2 separate regions of the Mus musculus genome follow, and region 2 is linked to region 1. Evidence: chromatin loops called from intact Hi-C (ENCODE). Cell type or tissue: left cerebral cortex. All regions are shown on one strand. Links, peaks and the distances in the headings refer to the core of each region. The heading gives the core; the rest is flanking DNA.

Region 1 (5,594 bases), core at 969-4,968:
CCATGTGCTTATAACTCACCCCTCCCAGGCCTCCTAACACAAAGCCAGCCCTCCATGATCCACTCCTTTTCTTTTATACAAAGTCTGCCCTGTCCAATGCACCTATAAATGGGGACCGATGTCTATTTCCAAAATGTGAGTGTATAAAAGCACTTGGGTAAGTCCTGGCTTGATTTATAGCTAAGTCAAACACCAAGAGTTAATTCCCTTGAAAAAAAGACTTGTATGAGACATGAAGAAACCGGTTGACTATTCAAATCACCATTTAACATATATCGCAGGCTGGAAAAATAACTCTTACTCTAGAGAGTTTCATTTCTAAGTTGGTTGTTTGGAACTCAAGGCACATTCTAGTCAGCCAATTGTACAGACCTCCTTCCTCTCCCTGACTATCCTTATGTGAATACACCTGCGTGTCTGCATATATACTAATGGAGTTGCTGTCCAGTACACAGAGCTGTCCTATACAGACCCTACATGTCTTTTGTCTACTCCAAAGCAAGAAGTTAGGATGGGTCAGCAGAGAACCTTCCTGGAACACATTTAGGACCTGTTGGAGCTTGGTTCTAATGCTTTGATCCAATCAGGAATCTGCGTGTCCAAATGCTAAAGGTCCTTGTCCCCAGTTGGTTTTTTGATCAATCAATAAAGATGCCAATGACAATGACAACCCTTAGAGTTGCGCCAGCTGGGATGCAGAGAGGAACAGGGGAAAATCGCCAGAGGAGGAGAGCTGCAGGAGCAAGAGCCAATGAGCCATGTGAAATTTCGGGTGAGGGGCCACTGGCCACTTTCCTGATTGGGCCTGGGGTAGCAAGGGAAGTTTTGAGAGTGCCCAGCCTTTGAGATAGCTAAGGCATTTTAAAAATAAGCTAGTGTGTGTCTGTGTGTGTAGGGGTGGGGGTACCAATTCAACTGAGTTAAAGATAACACAAAAATGACTCGTCTTTGAGGCAGAGTCCCTGAAATAGGCTCCCTGCTCCTAACAGGCATCACTCTGGGTAGACAGCACAGTAAGACAACAGAAAAGACATTCTTATAAAACAATAAACTGGGCTAAAGAAAAAAAATACCTTCCTGGCCACTGAAACTGGCCCACAGATTATACATTATGCTGGAAAAGTTTCTAGGAGGAATGTGACGTGCCCAACCCAGGCAGAGAAGACGAATATTCCTTCTTAAAATTGATTTGGTAAGCTGAACTCAGCTGTCAGACATCTTACAGGGGCTGTTAATTTGGGCACAAAAATAGATCATGTACTTCCAAGGACCCTGAGGAAGTTTGGCCTGACATTGATCCCTAAGCAAGGGAGCAGGCCGTGGGTGATTTACAGGATGAATGGGTCTGAAAGGCATGTCTAATGGCTTCAGACCAGCCAAAGCTCCAGATGAAAAGCCCTCTTTCCCTGAGCGGCAGACTGGATTTGAATTAGCAACTGCTTTTGCACAATGTTATTTATGATGAAGCAGATGCACGGGGGCCGAGGTGGATTCAGGTGGTAACTCACACTGGAGAGGAGGTGGCAGTGCAGAAGGGTGTGGGGTGACATCAAAACTCAAAAGCCATCCCTTCCTTCTGAGCCAGATGCTTCGCAAATCTTTCCTAGACCAGCAAGTCAGCGTCTCCTTCACTCTCAAGAGAAGACAGAAACACATTTTCTGCTCCGCGTCATAACAGGAACGAGGTGTTTACAACCCGGCGATGATTACAGTGTTTTAGCAGCAGCCTAAATGCTAGACAAGTGTCCCAATTTAAGTAAGTAGGCAAAGATCTCCTTCTCTCAGCTAAACCTTGAAAGCACACTTGTTCAGTGGGGAGAGAGTTCATTTGAAACCTGGAACTCAGCCTTTCTCAATTCCCATCTAGATTCCAAAGGAACTTCGCACCTTACATAGTCAGCAACTCTTTGTTTTCTCAGTTGACACTGCAGACGCTGGGGACAAGTTCCTGAATCCTTCTAGCTGAGACTGACAGCTTCCTTTCGGTAACACCAGACTTGGGGACGCAGGCTGAGCAAAGATCCAGGTGACAGTGGATCTGAGCGGGAGGGGGGGGGGGACAGACGAAGCCAAGCTTCTGATGCTACCTGAGCGCAGTGTATTTTTAGGCTCGGGAATGTTGAGAGGGTTATCTTCTCCCTCCTTTCCTTAGACTGAGAAGCCTTTTTAGCAGAGACCTCAGAGAGCATCCGTGGAAAACGCTGGCAGGCTACGGCACCACTGACCCTCTTTAGAAAAGGGGTATTTTGTTAAGAAGGCAAGTAGCTGAGAGCAGAAAGAGTACATGGAAACCCTAGAAAGATTACTTATTTAATTTTTTTTTATTAATGTGTATGTAGGGTGGTACCCAAGGAGGCCAGAAGAGGGCGTGAGGTCCCCTGGAACGTAGTTATAGGCATCTATAAGCCAGCAGGGGTGCTGGGACCTGGGCCTAGTTCCCCTCTGCAAAGGAGTGGGGATGTTTTCTGATTTGTTACATGCCCCCCACCTCCCACCCCCCGCTCACACACACACACACACACACACACACACACACACAAAGACCCTTAAGTTACCTAGAATTTTTCTTTTCTTCCCTTTCCCTCTCTTTCTCTCTCTCTCTTTCTTTCTTTCTTTCTTTCTTTCTTTCTTTCTTCCTTTCTTTCTTTCCTAGTCCCCAACTGGCAAAGGAAAAGAATTCTGACTCAACTAGTTAACATTTTCAGTTGGAAGAAAAAGGTTAGAGTTATGATCTTTTGTCATGGGATGGTGTTAGCAATTTACTAAAGCACAAAATGACATTTAGGTACATGGAAACTCTGAAGAGGCCTGGAGTGTCATTGAAAACCTTCCTGTAGTACGGGAAGCCAGGACAGGCTGACTTCCTTCATGCCTTTAAAAGCCTTTATCCTCTACAGCGCCCTTGCAATTCTCGAGCTGAGCAGTAGGTGGCGCTCGGGTCCCTGTCTTTGACAGAGCTGGTGCTTTCCAGCACTTGAGCTGGTTTATAAAAACAAGGGAAGGGCAGCTGCTGTACAGGGGATGTGAGGGTCTGAGCACACGACTGAGCTTGGGGAACAAGTAGGACATAAATTAGTGGGCAGTACCCATCCACTCTATTTCCCGATGCCCATCTGTGGTGAGAATCAGTTATCTCACTGAGAATAATAAGACTGATCTCCAAAATCACCATTACCTAATCAAGTGTTGCCACCAGGGCTGGAATCCTAAGAGAAGAGCCTCTTCTTCATTGTCTGATGGTCACCACAGGCTGCAGTGCCTGTGACTTCACACTGGCTTGTGGGCTGGGGGTGGCTTGGTGGCACAGCTCTTGCACAGAATGTACGGGGCGGGGGGTGGGGGGGTGTTCATCCCAGCACAAGAGTGAGGAGCAGAAAGAAATAGAGGGGAAAAGACAACTGGGAAACCAGTAATTCTGTTCAATTCAAACATATTTATGTTTTAATATCTTCATGCAGCTAGAAGCTGTCCTATTAAACCGAACAGATGAACTGCAGATTATGAAAGATATGTGATAGATCTGAAGTTAAATCATAAGGTATCATAGGGGGGATAACTTTTATTCAAATATTTTATTTCTCTGTGTCTAATTCACTTCAATAGGGAAATGGGTCAATACTCAGCAGAGATATCTGTAAAAAGGCAAGATTATTTTTCTTTGCATTTTATTATGTAACACGGCGAATAGGACAATTTAATTGGGGGGGGGGTGAAAACCTATGTTTTTCTCTGTTCAATTTTTGTCTTTTAGAGAAGTTGAAAGAGGCCCAAAGTGGTTCCAAAGTGTTTTCCTTTTTACATGACTAGATCTTTTTGTGCCCAAATTTCACACCAGGGTTCTCTAACATAATTTCAATCAACTGGATCATTTCTAGATATATATTCACCTTAAGAGGAAATAATAAATATATAAGTCTATGAAAACAGATTGGTGAAAGGGAAGTTGGCACCTGGTTGAAAAGAACAGTGAGTTCATCAGCTGAAATGTTTTTTTTCTGACCCCGCCTTATTGATAATTATTCAATTTTTTAAAAAATATTCTCACAACAAAGAAAAGGAAAAGACAACTCAAGAAACTACTAAATCCCTATCTAAGTTCACCAAAGGAAGAATGCTGGCCACCCTTTTCATCCTCATGTGCTCAGAAGACACCTGCCCATGTGACAGGCTGCCTCCATCCTGGCTTGGCCCACTTTAACATCGACGGAGGTAGGAGGTTGCAACAAAATAAAACAGCTGCGACAGGCATACAAAGGCCCCCTAAGTCATCTCCTTTAACTTCCTGTGTCCACGTCACAGATATCACAACTACAGAAAGAGGGCAGGGGTCTCCTTAGGGCTCCCCATCTGCCCAGACTCATTCCCAGGGCGGGTCTGCTAAGCCAAAGCAGTCAATGCCCATACATATCTAATTTTTGTAGGTTTAACTGATGAGCCAATAAAAGCATGGACAACCGTATATAGTTATACAGTTCTCGAAAAATGACAGGAGTGGAGTCAGATAATACTTAAATTCAATTACTTACCCTCTCCCCCCACCCCCACCCCCACCCCAGCCACCACCCCCACCACCAAATCCTCTCCAGGACAATCAGCCAATGTGAAAGACTTCACAGATCTCTTTAAAGCTGTTTCATTTGTTTTCTAGGTTTCTGTGCCATTAGTATTAACCGTCTCTCCAACCCTTGCTTGGCATTCCCGATTCTCCTTCCAGGCAAAGCTGAGAACTTCCTTTCCCTGTCTCCTTCCTAAGTATTCCCCCTCGGAATGTTCAGGTTCATTTCTTCTAGGTAACTTCTGTAGAGTGAACAGGGTGGTCCCATGGTTTTCTATACGATACTAGGATCCCTACTTGGCCTACACAGGTCCATGTGCCCACATCACTCTCTGTTCTCTTACCCACCTTCTTCCCTCCAGAGGAATAATTTTTACCTGGTTCATTTGGCCTATGGTGCTCTAATAAACAGTGAAGTTAATGTTACAAGAATGAGATATTAATGACATTACAGGAGTATTATGCTGAGCAATGACCACAGCGATATTCAGCTATCTATACTTCAGGGTACACTAGATTAGATGCTGACGCTAGAGAATGGCAATGCAGATGCATCCCGCTGAGGACCTTCCCACAAGGCCAGGTCCAAAGTGTGGTAGCACAGACACCTCGGGCAGCATGACAGGAAAGCTGAAAAGCTGAAATAAGGAAGTCCTAGGCCAGGATCCTTAGTAGCCAGAAGGGCTGGCACCTCCAGGAAAACAAAGGCTTGCCTGACACAGGAGAGCGACTTGCTCACCAGAGGCTGATGTTATCTCACGTGCCAGCAAATCTGCCTGAAAGGGAAAAGCAGCCAGGGCTGTTGCTGAGCCCTGACTTCTGTCAAAAAATGCCCTGGGTCCTCAGTAACTCAAACATTGCTCCCTGCCCCAAACAAAACTGTCCTTAGTGCATAACACTGTTTAACTGGCTGTCATTTATTTTCTCTGCATCCTCAACAGCCAAACATTTTTTACTATTATTATTCCCTTTAAGAAATCAATTCTTCGTGCACTTTGAACCTCACATGACCGGTTCTCTCCTCCTAAATCTTCAAATC
Region 2 (5,594 bases), core at 628-4,627, 380 kb after region 1:
AGCTGGAAAAGCATGCCAGAGAGCAAGCTGGGAGAATTTTGGGGAAACTCAAGAGAACTGCAGAGGACCACAGTGACCACGTTTAATGTTTAACAGGGAGAGATGTCCTCGGAGACATCGTCTTTCCTTTTCCAGAAACATAAAGTGAACACTTGAGCAGTATAGCTGGTACTCTGTCTTCCCATGAGTCTCGGGGGAATACAACCTCTCATTAATAAGTCATGCTCTGAAAACTTTCAGCCCACGGCAGCCTTGAAGACGGCTCTTCTGAGCCCAAAATGTGAGGCTGAAACCTGAGTGACTCTGAGCATTCTATTGGGGGGGATGTGTCAGGGTGCTAGGGTCCTTAAATACTAAGGGGGAGGGGATGGAGATGGTGGAGGGGAGCCCTGATTAGAACTACCAGGGACTGAGGAAAAAGAAGTGTTTACTCACAAGGCAGAAAGGAAAATCACAAAATGGAAGGTCAGCTGACTCCAATACAACCAGCAAACGCTACCATTTTGTAGACCCAATGTTATATCCCATAAATATAACTTTTTCTTTTAATTTTTTTTAAAAAGTTTAAAATCTATTTATTTGCATGGGTGTTTTGCCTGCATCTGTGTACCAGAGCATGCCTGGTGCCCTGGAAGTCAGAAGCGATCCCCAGGAACTGGGGTTACAAGATGGTTTTGAGCCACCTGGTAGATGCTAGGAATCAATATATAAAATCATTTTCTTTTCTAGAAAGATAAAAGTGGAAATAGCCACATTGCCTCAGACCCATTGCTGTGAGCCTGCAGAGATGACAGCCTGTTCTCTGAATTCATCGCACAGTTCTGTCACTGTGGATTCCAGCTGTATCTTCCAGAAAGCCACTGGGTAACCTTCACAGGCTGTGGGAAATAACACAGACTAAAGATAACACCACAGACACGAGTCTAGGGAGTCTGATTCCCCTGCCATCTCCTGTCAAAACCTTCAAGGAGAACTGTCGCTCCCTGAAGCAGTGACTTTTAATTTCCCTTAAGCTAGATTCCATCCTCAGGCCCTTGCAATGATATAAAAAGCCCAGCCTACTCCTTCTGAAGTCCACAGTGCTGAATGACAGGGTGGGAATTAACTCTTCCAGACATAAAATCCTCCTCTGGCTTCCACTTCTTGATTGTCTACATATGACCGCTACATTAACAAACTCTTAAATATTAAACATCCAAGACACAATATACACTCTGTGTGTGTGTGTGTATTTTAACTATTGCCAATTAACAAGTGTCACATGGTGTTTTGTTCTTCTTGTGCATGCTTCCAAGCAGAACATAAGCCCTTCTTGAGGCTTAATTTTGGAGCTCAATGGTCAAGACCAAGAAAGCAAATGTGAGAAACAGAAGGTTGAATAGTGATGGGGCTGGAGAGATGGCCAGGCAGTTTAATAAGAGCTCTTGTACTGATCTTTCAGAGGACTCTACTTCCCAGCATCCATCGGTGGCTCACAATCCCCTGTCATGGCAGGCCCAGAGGAGCCAATGCCTTTGCCATCTGTGGGCATCTGCACTCGTATGCACGCCCCCCCCCCCATTTAAAACAATTAAAAAAAATAAACCTTTCCAAAAAAGAAAATCCTTCTTCTACCACCACTACCAAAAAAAAAAAAAAAAACCCAAAAAAACAAAAACAAAACAAAAATCAAAAAACAAAAAACTGTGCCCTGTTTTCTAATGCTAGAAATTCTACCTCTGTGGTTGAATTTTATTTCTGTAGCTTTGTTAAAATGCAAATACCCCCAGGAGAGATTAGAGCAGACACCACATAACTCAAGTGTTGCTTGAATTTACTTGATTCGGAAAGATGATTCTGAAGTAAACTCAAGAACACTGGAAGACAGAAATGATTTGTGAATGGAAAACTGGGGATATTTAAAACATTCTATTAACTTCAGCAAAGTAATTTCGCTTCCTGATAAAACTGAATGAAACTGCCGAAGGCTTTAATCCATGAAAGAAAGAATTGATAAGTCGGACTTAACTAATTTTTTCCGGCTATGCAAAGGACCGCGTCAAGAAACGATAATGACAAGACACAGAGGGGGAAACATTTGCAAGCTTGTGCATCGGATGAGAAACTTAAAAGACCAAACAAGACATCCAACAACCAAACTAAACCTGCCCAAAGTCTTTAACAGACACATCACAAAAATAAGACACAAAGATGACAAAGGAGCACGGGAAATGGTTGTTCTACATAGATTGTTCCACATCCCATCTCATCAGGGAAACAAAAATTAAAACAATGAGATGCCCCGCCCACACACATGGCCAAAATCTAGCGGTGAGACAAAGAAGAGTGGGTGCGCCCCCTGCTGTTGGGAATGCAGAATGTGCTGGGCATGGTGGCATGCCTGTGTACAACCCTAATTTTGGTGGTGGAGAGATAGGCAGATTCCCTGAGCTTGCTAGTCAGCCACTTTAATCGCCGATGAGCTCCAGGCTCTGGGGAAGAGAGAGACACCAGTTCAACAACAACGAAAAGTGCAAAGCACAAGACATCCAGTGTTGACCTGTGACCTGTGTGCCTGCACATATACACAGGGCACGAACACACACATGCACATTCACTCGTGTATGCACACACACACACACACACAGATACCACACTACACACACAAGACCCAATAAATAAAATTTAACTATATGATCAAAGAATCATATCCCTTGGTAAGTGACAAAAAAGAAAGAAAGAAAGAAAGAAAGAAAGGAAGAAAGAAAGAAAGAAAGAAAAAAGAAAGAAAGATTTTATGTCCAAAAAAAAAAATCATATATGTACATGGAAATTTATAGTAGTTTTATTCCTAATGTCAAAATCTAGATGTAATTAAGTGTGTTATTCCATAGTATATGAATAAATAAACCGAAATGCCTTCAAACTGTGGAATATTATTCAGTACTAAAAAAGAAACAGTCTATCAAGCCATGAAGAAAACTTAAATACATATTTTTAAGTGAAAGAGTCCAGTCTGGAAAGGCCACATAGTGTGTGATTTAAACTATGTGACGTTATATAAAGGAGAATATCCTGAAGGCACTAAAGGCTGCCTAGGGCAGAGGGGGGGGGGGAGGGGAGGGGAGGGGAGAGGAGAGAGGAGGGGAGGGGAGAGGAGGGGAGGGGAGGGGAGAGGAGAGAAGAGATCAGGGCAAAGCACAGGGGACTTTAAAACAATGGCCACATGGGTTGCAAGGTGAGTGGGAGGGACTCATGTGTCCCTCTCTTGGAAGGACTAGCTGCAGACAGTATGCAGATGATTCTCTGATCACAGCTGGGAGGCATAAGTTGCTGTTGGGAGGAGACCCTGGAGCCAAAGGATCTTATGGATTATTTATTTATGTGCTTGATTCTTGTTTCATTTCTTTGCTGTTGTTGTCGTTTTGTTTTGTTTTGGACTGCAGAGTAGTTACCTACCTCTGCCAATAAACTCAATCCATCATCAAAAAAGAAAACAAAAATAAAAACAAAAGACGGTGACAGCAACCAGTTAGATTCCATCATGGTAGACACACCTCACTACACATAAACCCATACCTGCAGGATCTCCAACACGCCGGGGAGCCCTGACTCAAGGTCTGCATTTTTGTGTGATCATGGTCTTCCAACATAGTTGGCCAACAGCAGCAGGTGTACCTTCAGTGAGATTCTTATAGTGGAGAAGGCTAAGCATGTGTGGGGGCAGAAGGTATTATGGGAAATCTCTGTATCTGTTCAGCTTATGTGAGTTTAAAACTACTTTAAAAGAGAAAGCTGATCTTTAAATAAATAAATAAAAAAAAAAACAGTGAACACTGTAACTACTTAGTGTTTACAAAGCAAGGAAAACAATGACCACCTGTCTACTTCTTGGCTTGTTTTCCTTTGGGTTTTGGTTTCTTGCAACAGGATCTCTCAGGCTGGCCTTGAACTTGCTATGTAAGCCAAGAGTGTCCTTAAACTCCTGGGCCACCTGCTTTCCATTTTGCAGGTGCTGAGATCCCAGACCTGTGCCACTGCCTCTGACCCTGTATGTTTTCTCTTAATATTATTATTAAACATTAGATACCTAGGGAATAGCAAGTGTGTTTTACAGGGAGACCAAAGGTCCTTAGCTTTAGCTCAGCCTCTCCCGCTGACCTTCACTGCTACATCAGAATTTCCCAGTATCTATCTCCCATTCATTTCTTTGCAGATTCCCTTGTGTCATGGGACCAAGGACAAATGTGTGATATTCTTTTGTTTCAGAGACTATATCCCAATCTACACCAGTCTCTTAAGATTCACTAAAATTACCAGTGAAGTCAACAAGATCTGGAATGACACTGACAATGTATCCACAAGGCCTTGAAGGGACCTCAGGAGACTCCTCAATACCACCTGCGTGACCTCCTGGTTGTGGCTGCTGAACATGTCACTTCACACTAGCCTCCAAGGTGGCCTCCTCGAAAAGCTCTGGCCAAGATACAGAAATCCCTTCTCTTACTTCCCTTAGGATTACTGCAGCTGTCTCAAACCAACAGAAGGGCGGGGGGACATAGAAACTGTCCTGGCTTACACACCCTGGCTCTGCCACAGTGAGCTACTATGGGCCTTGAAGGTCCTGACAAGACTGTCATTCAGGTGCAGCAGCTGCACTGGAATCTGCTTCCCATGGACATAGGTGAACTCTATAGGAGGTTCAATTTACACTTTACCTACATAATAGCCCTGAGCTTATAAACCAACACACACACACACACACACCACCTCTCAAAAACAAGAGAAGAGTGTAGGAAAATGGTCTAAGACTGGATTTGTGAGGAGAATTATGAGTTCTCGTGAGAAAACAGAAGTCTCACAACCTCGGTTTCTTAAAAAACATGGAACTGTTCTTGGAATGTGGTTTCATGCTTCCCCCACCCCCACCCCAGGGTAGCAGATAGGAGTGAGTTTACCTCAGATCGTTCATATTATTATTCAGCTGCCTTTCATGTGTTTACATGCCTCTTTGGAAAAGGGTATTTTTGCCCTGCGTGGCTTGTCCTTGTGACTTTTCACTTTGGTGACTTCTTAATTCTTACTTCCTCAGTATAAGTTGGCTGGTGCTCTGAGTAAAGCTGGCGGGAGACTTTAACTCTTTTATCAGCTCCACTCTCTCGGGCCCAGAGCAGTGAACAGAGAAGATAAGGTACTCAGTTACATCGTGTTCCTCCACTAAATTCTAATGAACAGCCAGGAGGGCAGGGTCCACGTACCGACGGTGATGTCACCTATGACAACCAACACACTGGCTAATATATGCCTTATCTTATCTTTTTAAAGAGTAAATAGACTAACTCTCTGAGATCCCCTGCTGCATGAGAGCTGAAGGTAAAGGACACGCCCCCGATAAATCCCGGTTTCAGGACAGCATTCACCAAACCTTGGCTTAACTTCTCTCCTCTAGACACATTCCAACACAGAAAACCTTAAAATATGCTAAGTTAGCTAATAAGCACCCACACGAACAACCCAGTGCCCAGGACTCTGTTTCAAGGCAAATGCAATGCTTTCAAAGCTACCTGTGTCATCACTGAGACCCAAAAGGGTTTCCATACTCCAAATAAAATAAA

Evidence for each region. A loop is a pair of places that touch in the nucleus more often than their neighbours do. Peaks named below come from ENCODE experiments on the same cell type or tissue, not always from the same donor. Only the 100,000 strongest peaks of a DNase experiment are listed, where the experiment ranks them.
Region 2: it touches region 1 in a loop (2.6-fold over the local background); 3 of 42 quality-filtered maps call a loop at or near these places.

What each region holds. Positions count from the first base shown.
Region 1 is chr5:99,245,739-99,251,332 of GRCm38, forward strand. All of the region lies in intron 1 of Rasgef1b (RasGEF domain family, member 1B), which reads right to left. Among named protein-coding and RNA genes, the nearest start is that of Rasgef1b, 4.4 kb to the right of the region's middle. In left cerebral cortex, for the core only: a CTCF peak has its summit at 2,923 (motif pointing right); DNase peaks (open chromatin) are centred at 1,533, 2,273, 2,926, 4,226 and 1 more place; H3K4me3 peaks cover 1,891 bases; H3K27ac peaks cover 3,451 bases.
Region 2 is chr5:99,627,945-99,633,538 of GRCm38, forward strand. All of the region lies in intron 1 of A930011G23Rik (RIKEN cDNA A930011G23 gene), which reads right to left. It overlaps 4930405H06Rik (a long non-coding RNA gene), which reads left to right. Exons shown (of 4, transcript XR_003955764.1): 4 at 1-539. Among named protein-coding and RNA genes, the nearest start is that of 4930405H06Rik, 17 kb to the left of the region's middle. In left cerebral cortex, for the core only: a CTCF peak has its summit at 2,338 (motif pointing left); DNase peaks (open chromatin) are centred at 932 and 2,335.